Linked DNA regions of Homo sapiens: region 2 is linked to region 1. A link is a loop called in an ENCODE intact Hi-C map of the cell type or tissue named here. Cell type or tissue: Caco-2. All regions are shown on one strand. Links, peaks and the distances in the headings refer to the core of each region. The heading gives the core; the rest is flanking DNA. Region 1 has its middle 170 kb from the start of FGF1. Region 2 has its middle 110 kb from the start of FGF1.

Region 1 (5,385 bases), core at 237-5,236:
ACATCACACTCTGGGGACTGTTGTGGGGTAGGGGGAGGGGGGAGGGATAGCATTAGGAGATATACCTAATGCTAAATGACTAGTTGATGGGTGCAGCACACCAACATGGCGCATGTATACATATGTAACAAACCTGCACATTGTGCACATGTACCCTAAAACTTAAAGTGTAATAATAATAAAATAAATAAATAAATAAATAAAGATCTGAAGTGAATATGACAAAATGTTAACACAGTTGTTAATGTGAGTGATGAGTAAATGGATGTCTGTTGTATTGTTTGTGTAGGCTGAAGTATTTAATAATTAAACAATAAAAACAAAAATGAACAAAAATAAAAAAAAATAACAAAGTTGTTATTAGGTAAGACTGACATAGTCCATTACAGTCCTGGGTGTAGGACAGTTTTCCAGGTGTCCTTGGACTGACCCGGTTCTCTCCCTTTTCTCACTTGTAGTTCTCATGAATAACTGTAGGATGGGCTGAGAATTCAACATTCTGAGATAAGAGTGAGCTGGCTAGAACAGCCAGGCTCTGTTCCAGTCCCCACTTAGAAACAGGATGTCCTTCAATGCTTTATACCAGTGAATCATGTGACCTCTGTGTATGAAACCAGGGTGAGCTGTTTTCTGGGGTCCCTCAGCTATTATCCAAGTGGGGCATGTGCAGTTGAGACCCCAACTGCCCCGGACAGTTTTCCTGAGCCTTGGGGGACTGTCTCACCCTGAATCCTAGGCTTCTGCTGTCCCTTGCTGCCTATCCAAAAGTAATAAACCCACTCTGTGTAACTCATTGTATGTACGGGTGTTCTGTCTCACCAGACTGAGGCAAGTTGATACCAGTGCACAGTGAGCTGCTTCTCACTGTGATGCATGGAAAGAGGGGGAATAGTTTAGGTCACCAGTCTTTTCAAAGAAAGATGGTGGGAAGCAGGAATAAAAATATTTTTATGAGGACTAACTCCTATAGGATTTGGTTAAAGCAAAATATGAGTAGTAGTATTTACTCATAGAGGAATGGAGATACCGATCATAACAAAGGTAGAATGCTATATTGATACCAAATGTTTTCAGCAGCCAGGAGATAATGTGGTTGTACTTTTTCTTAATAAATCTGCCATGAAAATAGCACCAAAGAAAACAAAGAGATGAGAATATCTCATTAGTGTTAAATACTGAAAACTAAAGTATCCCTTGTGATATCCTGAGAAAATACATTTGGTCAGGCCATAGGCTGTCAAAGATTGGTCTCCAGAGAAATTGTATGCAGAGACCCAAAGGGTTTACTCTTCTCTTAGGTATTTCCGAGGCAAAAAGTCTTCCTTGAAGTCACAGACTAAGGGCTATAAGGTTAATGACAGCATCTCCTTTTCTAGAAATTTTTGAGAATGAATAACAGACATGATTGAGTGAAACGCTGCTTGGGAAAACAAAATTCTGGACCAGAATCTAGTATGAAGTAGATGTTCAGTGAGCATTGTTTAAACTTAACAACACAGCCCCAATAAATAGAGGACAACTGAGGTCAATGAACAAAGAAGCTATGCGACACTTAATTCTTTTAGATGAAGTTCTATCATCACGGACCATGAATACTTCATACTTCCTCTTTCCCCTTTTACTTCTATTTTTATCCCATTTTCTCCACTTTCCTATGACACTCTGCTTTTGTTAATGTGGCCTTAAAGTTTACTTAATTGGGTGTCTAAGGATTTCTCCAAGTCCATCACCTGCTAACAGGGTGATCTGTGCTCTAAAAAGCGCTATAGTCAGAAGGCCTTTCATTTTATAGTAGAGCTTGTAGATGTCAACCTAACAGCTTCCAACTGACGCATGTATCTGGAGGCTAGGTGTGTTGGGGGAAGTTAGGCCCCTCTCTCATCCCAGGAGATGAACTGTTATTAGTCAAAGCCAAATAGAGGAGGATTCCGCTTGCCAGTGAGTGTTTTAGGAATAAGTATGTGTTACAACTCTGGCCAAGGGGACAGGAAGGAAAGTCTGCTAAGAAACTCATTTTGCTCTTAAAAAGGAAAAGAGGCTCATTCCCTCTTCTGGTCTTTTTGACTATTGAGATGATACCCTTGGTTAATGCAGTCATCCTGTGACATGAGAGGACAAACCTAAGAGAAACAGCTATAGATAGAGAATGGCAGAATGGACAGATCGAAAGAACTCGAATCCTTGATACTATCATTAGCCACTGAATTCACTGACCCTGGAAGAGCCCTACCCTAGGATTTCCTGTTAAGTGATCTAGTGAATGTCCTAACTATTTAAGTGAGTTTTAATCGGGTTTTCTGTTTCTTGTAGCAGAAACTGTCCTAACAGGTACACTCCAACCCCAAACAGTGATTATCAGATTCAATTAACTGAGACTTTGGGCAAGAGCATCTCTGTGGAGACAGCCTGTATCCTTTAAAATCGGGCTTATTGGGCCAAGGGAAACTCATTCCTTGAGGATTTTCAATCCTTCTTCTCCTGGCAAGATTTTGGAAAGGTCACTCTCTTGGTAAGCAGTCATTCACTTAACAAATATTTATTAAGTACCCACCATAAGCCAGGCACTGTTTTAGAGATTGGGATAAGAATGTTGAACAAGAATTACAGACTCATTGTTTTCACGGAGCTTACACTGGGGGGTAGGATGGGGGGCTACGACAAAGGAGTAAACAAATAACTGAATAAGATGACCTCAGATAGCAATAAATGCCAAGAAGGAAAGCAAGCACAGGGCTGTGACCAGTAGTGACCCATGGGCGGCAGGGCCATTTTGCACAAGGTGGTGGCCTAGGTTTGTTTGAGAAAGTGATGTCTGAGTGCAAATCAGATGAGGAGTCAACACATGGGAATCTGGGGTCAGAGCTGTCCAAGCAGAGGTCAGGACCACGTGCAAAGATCCTGGGGAGGAAATGAGCCTGGGGAACTTGAAGAACAGAAAGAGCATGCCTGTGGCTGGAAAGGCAGGAGGAAGGCAAAGTGCTGGAGGGCGAGGGCGGGGAAGTAGGCAGGAACCAGGTCAGGCAGGGCCTCAGAGACCATGATGAAGAGTCTGGATGCTATTCTAAATGCAAAGGAGAGCTGCTGGCGTATTTGCAGCGAGGGCTTGAGGACTCACGATTCAATTACCAGGAGGTTGTATTGCAGGCTGCCCTCTGGTTCAATCCCTCAAAAGGCCATTTTCTCTCTTTCTCAGCAGGGCAGAGCCCTAAACACAGAATCCCAGTGCCTTGGGATGCAGCCTGAGCTGAGGGAGCAAAAGGACAGAGGCTGACGCCATGCCCAGGCTCTCACTTTGGTCCTGTCGCCAGGCAGCCCATTTGGAGGCCGGCACGTCTCTGTGAGAGAGATGTGGAACCTGACATGTAAAATAGTAAGAAAAAAAAAAATCTACTCGAGTTCAGTGCCCTGTTGGAGGCCTCACAACAAGCAGTAAAATTTTCTTTAAAAAAAAAAAGAAAGAAAGAAAACTAGGTCAGAGCACTTCTGCCTGGTAGCACACATAGAGCTGGGCAAACTCCAAAAGCCACTGCTCCACTTGGAGGTCTCTGTTGAGCAATTTGAGTGATGTCAGTACTAAGGGCCTCCGAAATCAGTCCCATTTCTGAACCTGACCTCACCCGCAGTTCTCCTGGTAACTTTAAAACCATTTCTTCCTGCCCTGTGCTGTATTTATCCCATGTGTTTATTTTCTATACGATCCATCCCGAAACTGAGCTCTGTGTGAGTTTCCAGGTCACCATGTCCCATCGGGGCAAACTCAACAGATGTGGGATAAGCTGGAAGATAAAATGGGCCATCCTGCCATTGCTGAGCACAGCCTGGCACTCACTGTGGAGGGGGGTTTCTTGTTCCAGGGCCAGCCAGGGAAAGTTAGCGTCTGTGATTTGTGCAATCAATCTTCTTTTTCCGAAGGACATCCTGTGGGCAAGGCAGGTCCTCCCAACCCCATCGCCAAGAATGTTCCTTGCTGACATGTTCAACACGAGTGGAGGTCACAGCAACATCCACAGATTCCTGAGAAGCTTGCTTTAATTTCTTTTTTCTTCTGAGGGCACCAGCAATTTCCTTCCATTTAATTCATCCTCTGGGTCTCCTGGCGCGGTCTGCTGTTGTCACAGCAACAGGGACCAGCATTGCTGCTCTCTGAGGTTAATGCACCCTGTGGCCCTCTGCCCATAGGCCTCTCAGCCTCATCCCCAACAGCCCTGCCTCCACTGGGCCCTTCCCCACCAGCAGCCTGGGCACCACCTCCAGACCATGAGCTGACAGAACTTTCAGACAAGACTGATGCCCCTTGCTTGTCTACCAAATCTCAACAAATTGGAAACAAAACAAAACAAAACAAAACAAAAAAACTCCCTAGTAAACCAAACTCCAGACCTTTGAACCCTGTTTTACTAAAGCTAAAATGGATCTTTCATCCTTTTGAAACCACAAGCAGAAATTTGGTTTGACTATGGGCTGTCTTCATTGACCCCTTCCACATAGGAAACTCATTCTTCAGCATCTTGTTTGGGTAGCTTGGTATTACAAGGCTGGCATTTATGATGATGGTGGGGCTGGTGAGAATTGTATTCACAAAAACACTGGAATGTAAGCACAGGCAAGGGGAAAGCCTTTTTGGTGTTCTTTGTCCTTTATTATTATTAATTACTTATTATTTATTATTACTGCATTCCTGGCACTTAGAACAGAATACCTGACACACAGTAGGCCTTTGGTCCAAAATTGTTAAATTAATAACTAACATCCCCTGAGCACTTACCATGTGCCAGACACTGTAGTAATTTACAACTTCTGTCTCAGCTTTTATTATAGGATTATTGTAAGATCTGAAAAAGCACTAATCTAGGTGCAGTGGCTCACACCTATAGTCCCAGCTACTCAGGAGACTGAGGCAGGAGGATCCCTTGAGCCCAGAAGTTTGAGTCCAGCCTAGACAACATTGCAAAACCCTATCTCTTAAAAAAAAAAAAATTAAAAAATTGAAGATAAAATTTAAAAAGCACTTAATTTGCTCTTACTGCATGCAAGGCACTGTCCTAACTAAGCATTTGATATATATTAGCTCAACTGATCAACACGGCAACCCTGTAGTGGGTTGAATGGTGGTCCCTAAAAAGACATGACCACATCCTAACCCCTAGAACTCGTAGATGGGACTTTATTTGGAAAAAGGATATCTGTGGGTATAATTAAGTTAAGATCTCAAGATGAAATTAACTTGGATTATTGGGGCATGTCCTAAACCCAGTGACAAATGTCTTTATAGGAGATGGAAGAGGAGAAGACACAGAGAAGAAGAAAAGGCCAAGTGAAGAACTAGGCAGAGGCTGGAGTGATGCTGCCACAGCCAATGACCACCTGGTGCCACCAGAAGCTAGA
Region 2 (5,385 bases), core at 56-5,055, 62 kb before region 1:
CTTCAGGACACTGACTGGATACAGGCCATAAAATAAGCATCTTTAAAATGATCCAATACATTTTTTAAAAAGGACTTAAAATTGAGAAATAAAAAGGCTATCATAAACACTAGCAGATTTAATTCAGAAAGTAACTAAATAAAACTTCAAATGAAAAATGGAGACATTGAAATTAAAAACCCAATAGGCAGAAACTTCCAGAAATGGCAGAGGATTGAAGTGGTTTTGAAATGTTCCCACCGATAACAATGATAAAAACAGGTTTAGGGGGAAAAAAAAAACAACAAACAACTTTTTTTAAGAAGAACTATTTAAAGACCCTGGAGAGAATCCAAAAGCAGATAGAAGCAGGAGACTTTAATCTTAAAAACTGCCACAGGAAGGACTAGGAATTTCAAGATTATATCTTCCTCACCCGAGGGTGATGCCCAACCCTCACAGCTAGGGCTGTGAAAAACAGCCATGGAAAACCACAGCCTTACTAGCTAAAGGTTCCACAGATAGGAGTTCAAGGCTGAAGAGTAGCTAGAAGTCTACAGGAAAAGTACTGGCAGCAGAAAAACCACTGAAGAAGTATAAAACTCTGAGTATAAACTCTGTCCAGGTCTGTGGCCAAAAGCTAAACTACACATATGTGGTAAAAGACCCTAAGGAACCTGGTGAAAAAGGAGACAGAAACCAGAGAGAAATCTCCCCTTGAATACAGAGCAATGTGAATGTGTTGCCTTTTAAAAACAAACAAACAAACAAACAGACTTGGTACATTTCCTAACCATGCACAATGCAGGTGGCAGAAAATTGAATCTTGCAGCCTTGAAATGACAGAGACAGCCTAAAATCGGCCAAATAGCTACAAATCAGGGAGAGGGAGCACCTATAAGCAAGAAAGTGCACAAAGAAGGTGACTTCCATCTCTGCTGAAATCCTTGGCTAACTACCAAATTACACAGAAACAGGGAAAACCCCCAAAGGGGCAGGCAGAAAAGCAGCAATAGGAAGCCATGAGAAGAGAGATATTGGCTGCTGTGTATCACAGGGGGACAAAGTTTGTGGTTGGAGACTAAACAAGTCAGCTGCCTACTAGAACAAAAACTCAGTAGTCCTCAGAAGAATACAACAGAATCTAGAGTTGCCATAATGTATTATCCATAAGGCCCAACTTTCTTTCTTTCTTTCTTTTTTTTTTTTTTGAGATGGCCGCTCTGTCGCCAAGGCTGGAGTGCAGTGGCAGGATCTCGGCTCACTGCAAGCTCCATCTCCTGGATTCACACCATTCTCCTGCCTCAGCCTCCCGAGTAGCTGGGACTACAGGCACCCACCACCATGCCTGGCTAATTTTGTTTTTGTATTTTTAGTAGAGACAGGGTTTCACCGTGTTAGCCAGGGTGGTCTCGATCTCCTGACCTTGTGATCCGCCCATCTTGGCCTCCCAAAGTGCTGGGATCAAAGGCATGAACCACCGCACCTGGCCTTAAGGCCCAACTTTCAACCAGAAATTACTATACATGCAAAGAAACATTAAAGTGCACTCTACACTCAGAGAAAAAGGCAGCCAATAGAAACTGATTCTGAGTGGCTCCAGATGTTGCATTTAGCAGACAAAAATCTTTAAACAAGTTATTATAAATATGTTCGAAGAATCAAAGGAAAATGTGGTATACATTGAATGAACAGCTTGGAACTCTCAGTGGAGAAATTAAAACTAAAACACATATAAAATAAAAAAGGGGGAAATTCTAGAGCTGAAAAGTACAAAATCTGACATTTTAAAAGTTCACTAGATAGGCTTAACTGAATATTGGGAATGGCAGAAGGAAGAATCAAGGAACATGAAGATAATGCAACAGAATGCCACACCCAAACAACAGAAAAAAATGAAGATTGAAGAAAAATGGAGAGAACCTTAGAGACCTGGGGGAGCAATATCCAGATGTTCAGTATACATATGATTGTAATTCCAGAGGAAGAGGAGAGAGGAGGGAATAGAAAAAATATCTGAAGAAATAATTATTGAAAATTTCCCAAAGGGTCATAAGGAAAGTTTTAGGGTTGATAGAAATGTTCTGTATTTTGAGTGTGGTGGTGATTTCATGGGTATATACATTCATCAAAATGTATCCAATTGTACAATTTAAATAGATGTGCTCCTATTAACAATAGCAAAGACATGAAATCAAACTAAATGTCCATCAATGACAAACTAAAGAACATGTGGTACATATACACCATGGAATACACCATGTATTCCATGGTGTATATGTACCACATGTACTTTTTTATGCAGCCATAAGAAAGAATGAGACCAGTCTTTTGTGGGAACATGGATGGAGCTGGAGGCCATTATCCTCAGCAAACTAACACAGGAACAGAAAGCCAAATACCACATTCTCACTTGTAAGTGGGAGCTAAATGATGAGAACTTATAAAGGAAGAAACAACAGACACTGAGGTTTACTTGAGGATGGAAGGAAGGAGAGGAACAGAAACAATACTTATTGGGTACGAGGCTTAATACCTGGGTGATGAAATAATCTGTACAACAAACCCCCATGACACGAGTTTACCTATGTAACAAACCTTCACAGGTACCCTCAAACCTAAAATAAAAGTTAAAAAAAGAAAACTTGGGAAATTAAAGGAGCAATAAATGTGATGATTTTGAACTTAAAATAAATATTAATAAATATAAATAGGTATGCATTATTGTACATAAATTCAATCTCGATAAAGTTGTTTTAAAAAGTAAATGATGACATAAACGTCCCCCCTCCATTAAAAAAATCCTTATGTGGCCGGGCACGGCGGCTCACGCCTGTAATCCCAGCACTTTGGGAGGCCGAGGCAGGTGGATCACGAGATCAGGAGATCGAGACTATCCTGGCTAACACGGTGAAACCCCGTCTCTACTGAAAATACAAAAAAATTATTTCCCCTACTTGGGAGGCTGAGGCAGGAGAATGGCGTGAACCCGGGAGGCGGAGCTTGCAGTAAGCGGAGATGGAGCCACTGCACTCCAGCCTGGGCGACAGAGCAAGACTCCATCTCAAAAAAAAAAAAAAAAAATCCTAATGTATGGGTTAAATATATTGAACACATCTGAAGAGAATACAGAAAACAGAAAAATAGATTTGCAGAAATTAACCAGAATGCCATGTGGTGAGATAAATGAGCAGGGCAGAGGCATGAAAAATAGAATGAGAGGAGGAGTTCCTGTAGGACAGAAGCGTGGAAATGTGGTGAGATGGTGTGTGGAGAGATTATCACCAATGATTTTCCAGTTTTGAGGAAACACAAGAATCCTGAGGTTCAGGAAAAACATGGAGTCCCCTTCAGTACAAATAAAACCATATCCACATTTAGGAATACCTTTGTGAGCATGAAGAATGCTACAGAGAATATCTTAAAAATAGCTCGAAGACCCAGGAGTGGTGGCTTACACCTGTAATCCCAGCACCTTGGGAGGCCAAGGCAGGCAGATCACCTGAGATCGGGAGATCGAGACCACCCTGACCAACATGGTGACACCCCGTCTCTACTAAAAATACAAAATTAGTGGGGCGTGGTGGAGTATGCCTGTAATCCCAGGGAGGCTGAGGCAGGAGAATCGCTTGAACCTAGGAGGCGGAGGTTGCGATGAGCTGAGATCACGCCTTTGCACTCCAGCCTGGGCAACAAGAGTGAAACTCTGTCTCAAAAAAAAAAAAAAAAAAATAGCTGGAGGAAAGAATGATGTCCTCCACAGTGGCATTTACAGTGGCAGCAGACTTCTCAACACGACGACAGTGGCCAGGAGAGAGCAGAATCTGGTCTTCAAAAAGCTGAGAGAAAATAACCATCAACCCGCCCGTCTGGTGCCTCGTAACCAACTGCAGATCCACTTCTGAACTTCTGTTTTGAACCTTCTCATGACCTCTTCATTCTCAGCCATCAAAATAGGTTCAGTCTCTTAGGCTATTAAGGGATTTTATTTAAAGTAAACAGTGTTAATGTGTTCAGGGTGTTAATGACATACTACTGTGGCCTGCCAGTGTTGACCTAAGCCACTTTTATTATAATATTACTAAAATATGCACAAATATATAAAACTAGGTATAAACCTCATATGCTTATAGTTCTTTAAACTATAAAGTTGTTTAATAGTAAACAACTATTAAACCCAAACAAATGTGTAAATATATATGTGATTTATTTATAAATTAAAAACAAAGTTACGGTGCCAATAAAATCCAAAACATTGACATAAATGTGACAGAATGCACCATCCATTTATCTGTTGATGGACACTTGAGCTGTTTCCACAGACAAAATACCAGATTGTTAGAATCTAGAATCCTGCAATATAGTTTTATGCTTTCTGTTTCACTGTGGGAGGCCAGCACAGTGGCTTAGAATGATGGGTCTGGAGTCAGACTGCCTGGGTTTAAATCCCACTGTGTGATTCGGGTAAGCGACTGAAACTCTTAGTTTCTATCTGCTTTCCTGTAAAGTGGATATGGTAAGAATGCTTACTCATGGGGAAGTTGTGAAGATTCAATGCAACAATACAAGGAAAGCATTTAGCCCTGTGCCCAGGACACACAAAGGGCTTCATAAGTTATTATTATCATTGTTGTAATTACTCCTTTTTAATGGTAAACCCATGTTAACCTCTGTTCCATTATTTTGAAAGGTTAATCAATTTAATGAGACCCCAAAATGTAATACCAAAAGATTATTCAAGGAAAAAATCCTAATGAACTTAGGACCTACAAAGCTGGCTCTGTGTTCACCTTCACCAGCAATGAATAAGGTATCAACTACCAGGCTTTTTTGAGTGTGGAATGCCTTAGTTAGTGTGGGCCATTGATGACTTAGTTTTCCCACTCTGTCTTCTCTTCAGTATACCTTGGGATGGGGTAGTATTAGCCTTCCCTTGGTCCCTGTGTGAGCATCAACTTCCATGCAAACTTGGGAACTGAAAGAGTGTGGTCAACAGTCCCCGAGTGATCATCCAGGTGATCCAGAATAGATTTACAGTCCTTTCATCCATTCAAAAGAAAACAGAAACATACATAGACACACACACACATACACACTCATCCCTCCCACCCCCCCACACCACACACACACCCCTCCTAGAACTCTCTGACACTTAACAATGTATATACGGAGTCTGGTTCTCTCTCTCTCTTTCTCTGTTAGATTTAACAACTTCCTGGAAAGAAGGGTTTTAAGCCAAAAGAATCTCTTGGGGTGAGAATATTAGGCTTGGCGGAAGGCTACAGCAGAGGACTGGTAAAGGGGAGGGTTTGTTACACTCTAGGGTCAAAAGAATGCTTATGCACGCAAAAAAAACAACAAAACTCTGCTACATATCCAGTCAACAAAGAGGGCAATCCTAGCTGT

Evidence for each region. A loop is a pair of places that touch in the nucleus more often than their neighbours do. Peaks named below come from ENCODE experiments on the same cell type or tissue, not always from the same donor. Only the 100,000 strongest peaks of a DNase experiment are listed, where the experiment ranks them.
Region 2: it touches region 1 in a loop (11-fold over the local background); 1 of 110 quality-filtered maps calls a loop at or near these places.

Annotation. Positions count from the first base shown.
Region 1 is chr5:142,510,390-142,515,774 of GRCh38, reverse strand. No RefSeq gene overlaps it. Among named protein-coding and RNA genes, the nearest start is that of FGF1, 170 kb to the left of the region's middle. In Caco-2, for the core only: no CTCF peak of the experiment used is centred there; a DNase peak (open chromatin) is centred at 2,934.
Region 2 is chr5:142,572,094-142,577,478 of GRCh38, reverse strand. No RefSeq gene overlaps it. Among named protein-coding and RNA genes, the nearest start is that of FGF1, 110 kb to the left of the region's middle. In Caco-2, for the core only: no CTCF peak of the experiment used is centred there; no DNase peak of the experiment used is centred there.